2 separate regions of the Homo sapiens genome follow, and region 1 is linked to region 2. The links are chromatin loops, found by intact Hi-C in ENCODE. Cell type or tissue: mammary epithelial cell. All regions are shown on one strand.

What was found. Hi-C counts contacts between places; a loop is a spot of excess contacts. Peaks named below come from ENCODE experiments on the same cell type or tissue, not always from the same donor. Only the 100,000 strongest peaks of a DNase experiment are listed, where the experiment ranks them.
Region 1: a loop joins it to region 2, with 2.6 times the contacts of the local background. A loop is called at or near these places in 2 of 110 quality-filtered maps.

Annotation. Positions count from the first base shown.
Region 1 is chr6:85,075,200-85,080,199 of GRCh38, forward strand. No RefSeq gene overlaps it. Among named protein-coding and RNA genes, the nearest start is that of TBX18, 310 kb to the left of the region's middle. In mammary epithelial cell, no CTCF peak of the experiment used is centred here; a DNase peak (open chromatin) is centred at 3,022.
Region 2 is chr6:85,125,192-85,130,191 of GRCh38, forward strand. No RefSeq gene overlaps it. Among named protein-coding and RNA genes, the nearest start is that of LINC02535, 280 kb to the right of the region's middle. In mammary epithelial cell, a CTCF peak has its summit at 1,911 (motif pointing left); no DNase peak of the experiment used is centred here.

The DNA.
Region 1 (5,000 bases), 50 kb before region 2:
CCACACCAAAAGCTAATTCCAGGAGTATTAGATACCTATTTATGAAATGCAAAACTGTGTTTTATAAGATAATATATAACAATATAGAAGATAATTTTTAAATATAGAAAAATAAAAGATTTTAGATGTCTTCATAACCTCATGGAATTTCTTAAAATATAAGAGTCATAAAAAAAGCGTTGATAAATTCAATTACATTAAAATCAAGAAAGTAGTTAATCATAAGACAAACTAAGCAAGTTAAAAAGTAATCCACAGAGTAGAAAAATACATTTCTAACTTCAATTAACAATAAAGGATTTGCATTCAAAACATATAAAGAACTTCTACAAGTCATTAGTAAAACAACCAACAAATAGAAAAATGAGCAAAGGACCTGAAAACACACTTCAAAACAGGAAACTGAAATGGCCAACAAATATTTGAAATGACTTTTAATTAATTTAGTAATCAAAAATGAGATATTTTATGACATTTTTGATAATGAGATAATAATCAAATATGAGATATATTTCACTGCTATCTGTTTAGAAAAAATTTAAAAATCTGACCACACCAAATATTAGCAAGAATATGTACCAATGGAGACTCTAATAATAAACTACTGATAGGGGATAAATTGTTATAAGCACTTTAAAAAAATAAGATTAAAAGGAAAGCTGAACATGCATATAATTTCTGAGCAATAATTCTCATAGATTTTACTGAGACATGCTTGAGGAAGTTCAGAGCATCGCTGAGTGTCAGAGAAAAAAAACAACCCACAATTATGTCTATCAACTGTATATTAGTCTGTTCTCATGCTGCTAATAAAGACATACCCAAGACTGGGTAATTTATAAAGGAAAGAGGTTTAATTAACCCACAGTTTCACATGGTTGGGGAGGCCTCACAATTATGGTGGAAGGTGAATGAGGAGCAAAGTCACATCTTACATGGCAGCAGCCTAGAAGAGCGTGTGCAGGGAAACTCCCCTTTATAAAACTATCAGATCTCAGGAGACTTAATATCATGAGAACAGCAAGGGAAAAACTGGCCCACATGATTCAGTTACCTCCCACTGGGTCCCTCCCATGACACATGGGAATTATGGGAGCTACAATTCAAGATAAGATTTAGGTGGTGACACAGCCAGACCATATCAAACAGTATAATATATTCATAAAATGGAATATTGTATAGCAATGAAAATGTACAAACTATAGCTATATGCATTAATATGAATGATACCAATGTAACAGTGAATGGAAACAAAGACTCACAGAAGAATGTACACAATAGAGGTTCATTTATTTAAACTTAAAAAATAATGCATTGCTTAGAAATATAAATATGAAAAAAAGCAAGAGAATGATTTACTCAAAGTTCAGGCTAGTATTACCTTTGATGGAAAGAAAAAAGAAGGGATTCAATAAACAAAGTTTTATAAGGACTGAAAATAATGTATTTCTTGGGATAAGTGGTGGGTGAATGAAAATTCATGTTATTAATCTTCCCCAGATTGTACATATTCTTCATGTGCACTTTTTTTATATATGATACGTCTCACAACATTTTTATATTACATTATGTACCACAGTAATTATATAAGCTATAATCTGGTCCTGTGGCCATGCAGAATAGACACCAAGCGGTTAAATAGCAAACACTGTGGTTTCATAGAAAGATATTTGAAGGTACAGCCCAAGAGATATACTTCAATCAACAACTTCAACAAAGTAGGAGAGAAACTTCCAGATGGTAGAAATTTTAGCAAAATTATTATTTTATCTATTTTTAAAGCTGTGGCTGTGTATAAAAATCCTGCCATTCCTAGGCATGTACACAGCACAAGGACAGGGCCCAGAGACAGTGGAGGATCTGGCAAGGGTTTGAGAGCAGCGTGGTGAAAGAAAGCGGTCTTCTTTTATATGCAAGCCTTGTAAGAATCTGCCTTCTGTGAGCAAATTAGAAGCAGAAGTTCTTTTCATTGTAGAAATACAGCTAGTGATGACACTTTAAAAGTACAAATTCTGAGCAACAGCAGCAGTGACAGTGAGAATTGCCACAATTAGGGTATTCATCTCATTATGATGATGTGGCTGTTCAGATGGTATGCAGAGCATCATGGGACACTGAAGATCAGAAACGCTGCAGAACAAGATGATGAAAGAAGAGGGTGGTTTGAACAAAACCCAGGCATGGACCATTCCCTTAATCACACCTGGCTAAGGGTTCTGATGGCTTAGGGACTAGGAATTGGAAACAATACCAGACACAGTTCTGCTGCATATCAGTATTGGTTTGTTAAGTATATTTTCTCATAAGTTTATGTTTGACTGTTTCATAAGCTACTGAGCTCATTCAGCAGCAAGAGTTCAGTTGATTTCAAACCCCTTTGTTATATTCATAAATTTCCTGGTAAAGAAATTTCTTCAGCAATCTCTATAGAAGTACTTAGATAGGGTGGAATATTTAGAATGAGGGCTGTAATTAGAATTATAGACCCCCAACTGAGGGCTATAATTAGAATTCTGGATGACAATAATGAAAAAGCAGCAGCCTCCTTTATAGAACAGTGCCAGACTCAAACTTCTTTCTACCTGGGCAGAGTTACATATTGTTACCTTAACAATTTTTTTCAATAGGCTCTGTCCCCAGGTAACAAATTACCTTCCCTTCGCTGTTCTTTCTGCTCCTCCACTAATCACCACTATAATCTGACAAACTTAAAATTTTGAAAGTGATTTAACTTTTAAACTCAGCTCTAGAGTTTTTTTTCTAGAAACAGAAACTTCCAGATGTAGATCATTTATTTAAATGACATATTCCTTTAAATTGATAGGGAGCCAACTCACAATCCCCAATAATGGAAACTAGGTACAGCAGACATAACCTAATTCCAATGATGATGAAAGAAGCTCATTTGCATTCTCTTTATCAAACTTTCACCAGAGTTACAGTATCTGAGAGAACTGGTTTAAGCTTCATCCTCTTTTATTTATCTTACCGTTTCTCTAGTGAGAGGACGAATGAGTCACCGGAGTCAGGCAATAGGGAAAGGAGATCCAGGGAGAAGAAAACCACATAATCCCTTAACTGGATAATCACCTCTGAGTCAATAAAGTTGAACATGCTTTCTCCTTGGTTTTAAGGCTAATTTAGAAACTGCATGTTTTTACTCTGAATGTGAATACCCAGGGTGACCAGATTTCCTACACCACCACCACTCCTGTCAGCAATATGTCTATCAGTGCAGCCTTCACTTCACCTTTGCACCTTCTTCTTTTCTTTTTCTCTTTTTCCTGTTCACCACCAGCTATCCTTCCTTCTTCCAGGGCCTCCTTTTCCTGAATTCTTTACTACAGCAGTAAACATGTAAGTTCCACAGGGGCTCCAAAGATTAGTTGAGGGCCCACAGGAATAAAAAGTGTCTTCAAGCTTCATTCACTCTGCCCACTACCCCCTGATGCCACAGAAGAGAGCTAACTTCCGTTGTGCACTAGCTATATGTCAGACATTGCTGGATGCCCTGCTTCCGTCCTCTACTCTCTCTTGCCTTCAGCAAAGTGCAGTATCCGTTTATGTTACCTATTTTACAGAGTCCTCAAATGGATTATGTTTTATTCTGTTACTGAGTAGCAGAGGCAAGATAGAGACACAAGCTTTTACTCTTTCTACCACAAAATGCTACCAGGCACAATATACAGTATCTCTTATTGTGTTCTTACTTTCAGTCTATAATTTGGTACTTATATTATGTTTCTCATATTAGTTCCCATTTAGAGAGGAAATTATTAAATTGTAGAACATTAAATTTTTAATTACAAAACTAAAGAGAAGGAAATTCTAGTCTGAGGATTTTAATGGGTACTGAAATCAATCTGGTTTCACTTAAAATACTTCAAGGGAATTTCAGAGAAATCGAAAGATCAAAACTGTTTTGTATTTACTTCTGGTTAAGAATGACAGCTTGTGGTACTATCTCTGTTCCCTTCAAAAATTCTACTAGAATACAGCAAGGAGAATTTTTTAAAAGTCATAAACCCACAGGACCAAGAGAATAGAAAAGAAAACAGAAGTAACAAAATTCTAAATTCTGGAAAGCAAATGAATGAGTGCAACAGACTTAGCATACCCAAGAAAGCAAACAGCTAAAACAGCAGTAGAGAAAGGCAAGAAAAAAACAGATTTATGTCACAAAAAACCCAAGAGACTCAGAAATTGACAACACCCAGGACTTTGGAAAATAGGGGTGAAGGTAGAACTAATAAAAGAAGGATTGATTGATAATCTGCATGAGATTTCCAAATACAGTAGTCTCCTCTTATCCCTGGTTTCACTTTCCACAGTTTCAGTTATCCACAGTAAACTGTGGTCTCAAAATATTGAAAGGAAAATTCCAGAAAGAAGCAATCCACAAGTTTTAAATTGCATGCTATTCTAAGCCCGGCACAATGGCTCATGCCTGTAATCCCAGCACTTTGGGAGGCCCAGATGGGCTGATCATGTGAGGTCAGGAGTTCAAGACTGATGGCAAAAACCCATCTCTACTAAAAAATACAAAAATTAGCTGGGTGTGATGGTGCACACCTGTAATCTCAGCTATTTGGGAGGCTGAAGCATGAGAATCGCTTGAACCCAGGAGGCAGAGGTTGCAGTGAGCCGAGATCACACCACTGCACTTCAGCCTGGGTGATGGAGTAAGACTCTGTCTCAAAAAAAAAAAAAAAAGAATGCATGCTGTTCTCAGTAGCGTGATGAAATCTTGCTCTGTCCCATCTAGGATGTGAATCCTCCCTCCATCCACCATATCTATGCTGTAAATGTTTCCCACATGTTAGTCACTTACTAGCCATCTTGGTCATCAAATTTACTGTCCCCTATCACAGTGCATGTGTTCAAGTAACCCTGATTTTACTTACTAATGGCCCCAAAGGACAAGAGTACTGTGCATAATTTCTAAATTAAACTTTCTGGTAGGTACGTATGTATAGGAAAAACATAGTAGATACAGGGCT
Region 2 (5,000 bases):
GTGGAGAAGAAAGCCCAAGGTTTCCTCCTGTCATTCTGATGAAATCATCTGCAACTCAACTCAGTCCCATGCTGGTATGAGTGCAAATAAATGTCACTGTGAAAAAAAAAAATTTCATCCCTCTGGTGAGCTAAAATTTTTCAGTTGTATGATTTTTTTGAAGCAAATTTCTACAATTGAGAGTTCTCTGAACTTGGAGGAGTGTGTTCTTTTTGCTTAGAAATTTTTCTGATGCTTTTTGAAGCTCACTGAAATTTTCTAAAACTTTATTTGTAAGATTCCAAACCTGGAATTACATGCAAAGTAATCCTAAATAAGGAATAAAAACTTGGGCTTATTTAAACCTATTTGTTTTGGAAGTAAATGAAGGGCACTTTTTATAAATGCAGTGTGTCTTCAAAATATGATTCCTAGTTTCTCTACAGAAGTCCTTCTTAAAGCTGTAGGCTTTTCTACTCCAGCTGTGAGACCAGGAAAGTTGCACCATCGCGATCTCACTGCCCCATCAAAGAGAAGTCCCAGAAGACAAATGGATTTCTTTCCTTGACAACAGCCGAGTCTGCCCTCATGCACACAGAACTGTTTTAAAAGTAAAAAATAAATGTTTATTGAGCTCTTTTGATGTCACAGAAGAATTTACCCACATTTTCTCATCTAATCTTCATAACAGTCCTATGAGGTTGATTTTATCCTCATTTTTACTGATTAAAAAAGCAAGTCTCAGAGAGATTAGGAATTTGAGGCAGAGTAAGGATTTGAACACAGATTTTCCAACTTTAGTCCTCTCTGACTCTACTATAATATGTTTTATATACTAGTTCCCTGCCTGTCAGGTCCAGATGATTCTAAACCCCGCCCCATTGATTAAGAAAACAATTAAGCTCAAATCTTATTTCCTTATCTATGTGGTTCCAGGCTCATCTTCCCAGAAACCCAACCATATTTAAATTATTGCCATGAACGAATGATAATCGCCATCCTCCAGCATTCTCCTTCAGTATTAACAGACTCACAGCAGAAAAGTGAATTTCTACAAGTCATATTTCTTAGTATTCTAAGTTCCCAGAGTTTTCTTCTGTGATAAAGAAGTAGATAGGATTACAAGAAATTCTTTACCCTTCATGGGGAACTTGAGTCCCCAAATTTCTTCCTGGGATTTTAGAAGAACAGCCCCAAGTTTTGAAATGATAAAAAAAAAAAAAAAAATAGAAATAACAGGCTGACTTGGGGAGGAGGGCAGAAAGGAAGAGACAGAGGCTATGTTTGTATCTACTCTTCAACTGGTTCACTATAGCACATTGTAATTCCCTCTTCCTTCCTCCCCATGCCTTGCTCCTGCTGGCTCCCCCTCCCCATACGCACACATCTCCAGATACATTCCATGGTGAGTTCTCCCAGCCCAGAGCAAAACAAATCAAGCAGAACCATATAATTTATTGCACCAAACTGGAATTACCCCCACCCACTTAAAAAATCTGGTTTCATTTCAGGGTAACAGCAGCTCAGCTCTGGCAGGGCTCAGTCAACGTGGGTGATCTGTGACATGTGGCAAAAATATAGAACTCATCAGATTTAATAAAACAAAGTTCCACACGCGATCGGAAGGCCTCTCTCAACAAAGGCCTGGAGGAGTTACTGCCGGCAGTCCCCAGCTTGCAGGAGAATCAACCCCCTCCGAGTCCAAAGCTCCCTCTTCACTCAAAAGTCATGAAAGACCAACAGGCTGTCCCAAGCAGAGGGTGGGGTTGAATGTGGGGGAGTAGAGAACAAATGCTGGTAGAACCAATGCAGTGGTATAGAGTGAGAGAAACCGGGGAGCAGCAGTCAGTGTGGCCACCATGGGGCTGGCGTCTTTCACATCTCTGGCTCTCAGGGTCTGTTTGCATTCCATTGCAGGCAAGAGGTGCCCTCTGCTGTCTACCGGCCACAGTGCACCAGGACATTGTCACTGCTGGTTCCCCAGGGGGAGTCCGAGAAGTGATCGGATGACTGGAAATCCCGCTTCTACTGGAGGGACACTGGACTGTGGTGCAGATGAGCCACTGCCAAAATCTTCCCAGGACAGCTGTGGAAACTCTGAATATCCATGCAGTGGAAGTACCTATTTTAGATAACTCAGTTTTAGAGGCAACCACCAGGAACCTGCGAGCAGTAGGCAAACTCTGAAACCCTCTTCAGAGTCTCACAGCTATCACTTCTTCCTCATAACACAATTACAGCAAGGTGGAGAGGGAGGCAGGGAGAGCCAGAGGCTTCCCAGCTGAGGAGAAACAGAAGATCACTCAGGACCTCGAAACTAAGCTGCCATTGAGACCCTTCTGCAATGGCTCTGCAGGTCCCACCCTCCACTTCTTGGCCCACGTACGCCACTGGTAACTATAATACTAGCATCAATTAATCAACTGCCACTATATCAAGCACCTTACCATGACTCTGAAAGGTGTTGTCTTTCCTGCTTTACAGATTAGGAAGTTAAATTCACGAAGAAGTAGAGTAACCTGCAAAAGACACAAAAATGCCAGAGCCAAGATTCAAACCCAGGTCAGTTTGGCTGCAATCTCCCCACTCTTTCTACCACACTACACTGTCTCATATGCTACTGAACGGTTGACTAAACCCTACTGTGGAAGGTCAGCCAACAAAAGCCTAACCTAGGTCCTATAAAAATGAAGTCAAGCACAGTGAAATAGGATGTCATTGTTGTAGGGGATGTTTTTTGCATGTGTTGTTGTAGCACTGTCACTTTTTCCTATTCTGATGACTTCTGCTCCACGGCTAAATATCCCAGGAAGTCCTGACTCAATCATGTCTATGGCAGCCAGCAAGCTTCACGTTGAGCAAAAACCATGGCAGAATTTTAAAAGACACCAGACTCACAGTTAGAGCCCTGTGTTATTATCTGCTGTGCATCTCACTAGCTCCAAAATCTTGGCCTGGTGAGTCAGTTTGAGTTCCAGCTTTCTTTATAATAAAATACATGTGCTATTTTAGTAAAAGTTTATATGGGGATTACATGAGATTACATATTTATATGCATATGTATGTACATATGTATGAAGGTTTATATTATATATACATATAAAATAGTCAGCTATGTGATATACTAAAGTTAGATATTGTGATGGTTAATACTGAGTGTCAACGTGATGGAATGGAAGGATACAAAGTATTGATCCTGGCTGGGTCTGTGAGGGTGTTGCCAAAGGAGATTAACATTTGAGTCAATGGGCTGGGAAAGGCAGATCCACCCTTAATCCTGGTGGGCATGACTAATCAGCTGCCAGAGAGACTAGAATATAAGCAGGCAGAAAAATGTGAAAAAAGAGACTGGCCTAGCCTCCCAGCCTACATCTTTCTCCTGTGATGGATGCTTCCTGCCCTCGAACATCAGACTCCAAGTTCTTCAGTTTTGGAACTCAGACTGGCTCTCCTTGCTCCTCAGCGTGCAGATGGCCTGTTGTAGGACCTTGTGATCATGTGAGTGAATACTTAATAAACTCCCCTTCATATATATACACATACATATATATACACACACATATATATATACATATATATACACATATATACATATATATACGTGTGTGTGTGTATATATATATATATATATTCCATTAGTTCTGTCCCTCTAGAGAACCCTGACTAATACAGAGCAAACAATGAAAAGAGATTACTTTAAGATTTTTAACATTTAAACTAAACTGATGACATGTTCAATGAATTACCATAAAGGAGGGGCAAATATTATGGTTCTTAAGGAATCCGTAATATTTGTGGCTTGTCTCTCACTTGGGGCATATACTATGGGGAGAAGATATGGCGGGAAGGCAGCTTCTGTAAGACAGCATATGCAATCACTGCTCCAGAGTTCCAGACCAGACTCCTGCTAGCAGCCAGAGCTCCCTGAAGACACCGGGTGGTTCTTCTTCGAGAGTGTTTCACCCTTTCAGCCCTGGATTCAAATCTGAGACTTAGAACAGGTTCCTTGCTGCCATCGTCCATGGTTCTGATCCACCTGGACACAAAAGCCAGGCTGTGTCGGAGACTGAGGAGGAATGAAGGGACCAACTGTCATGCTTCCCTGTAGCCTCATCTCTACTTGTTCCAGGTCCTGACTCCTGTTTGGGTTCCATGTCTTCTGTGACTCTCAGAACCCCAAAATATTATGTGCTGTCGACCGCCTACAATTCCTCACAATTGACTGCATGGACCAACACTTCTTATACTTACTGAAGAGACAGACATACTGCAAATTCAGTGTATTTAAGAATGTTGTGGAATACTCATGCCTCTCTCCTTCAGTGTTCTGATTTTTTTATTGAAAACTCTGTTTTAGTAAGACAGACTTTTCAAAGTGATCATTGGTATGTAACTCAAATCCCCCTGCCTTTTAAAAAATGATCCCAGCTACCCTATAATATGCACTGCTTCTTCTGACATTTTGTACCCATGACAATCTAAGGGTTACTGTCATCTCCCCACTCACCTTTTGCACACCTGTCTCCTCCCAGAACATCTGCTTGAAAATGGCCTTCCCATCAAAGAAGTTGCAGAAGCAAGAGTTTCAGTTTATCCCCTGCTAAATAATCCCTGTGACCTGAGTTGCTCAAGTGAATTTTAGCAACAGAGAAATTCAGTTAGAAGGATGAGTTGTCTTCATTCTACCAACAAGATTATACAAATTACTAAAGTTAACCCTGTATCCATACATTCCAATGAAAAAACAACACTTTAGCGAGTGTGGCATTTTTTTCTACACAATATGTATTGTCTTTAAAGATACGTTTCAATCTTATTTTCATTATCAGCTTCTAATACGTGTGAGTGTATGTGTATGTGTGTGTGTGTGTGTTTAATGACTACTATCGTGAGTCATTTTCAAGACAGCATTTTAGCTGAGTGGTTGAGAGCTTGTAAGCTGGTATCAGACCTGGTTCTAATTCAGCCTTGGTAAGTGACCAGCTGTTGACCTTGGGGTAAGTTACCCAATGCCTTTGAGC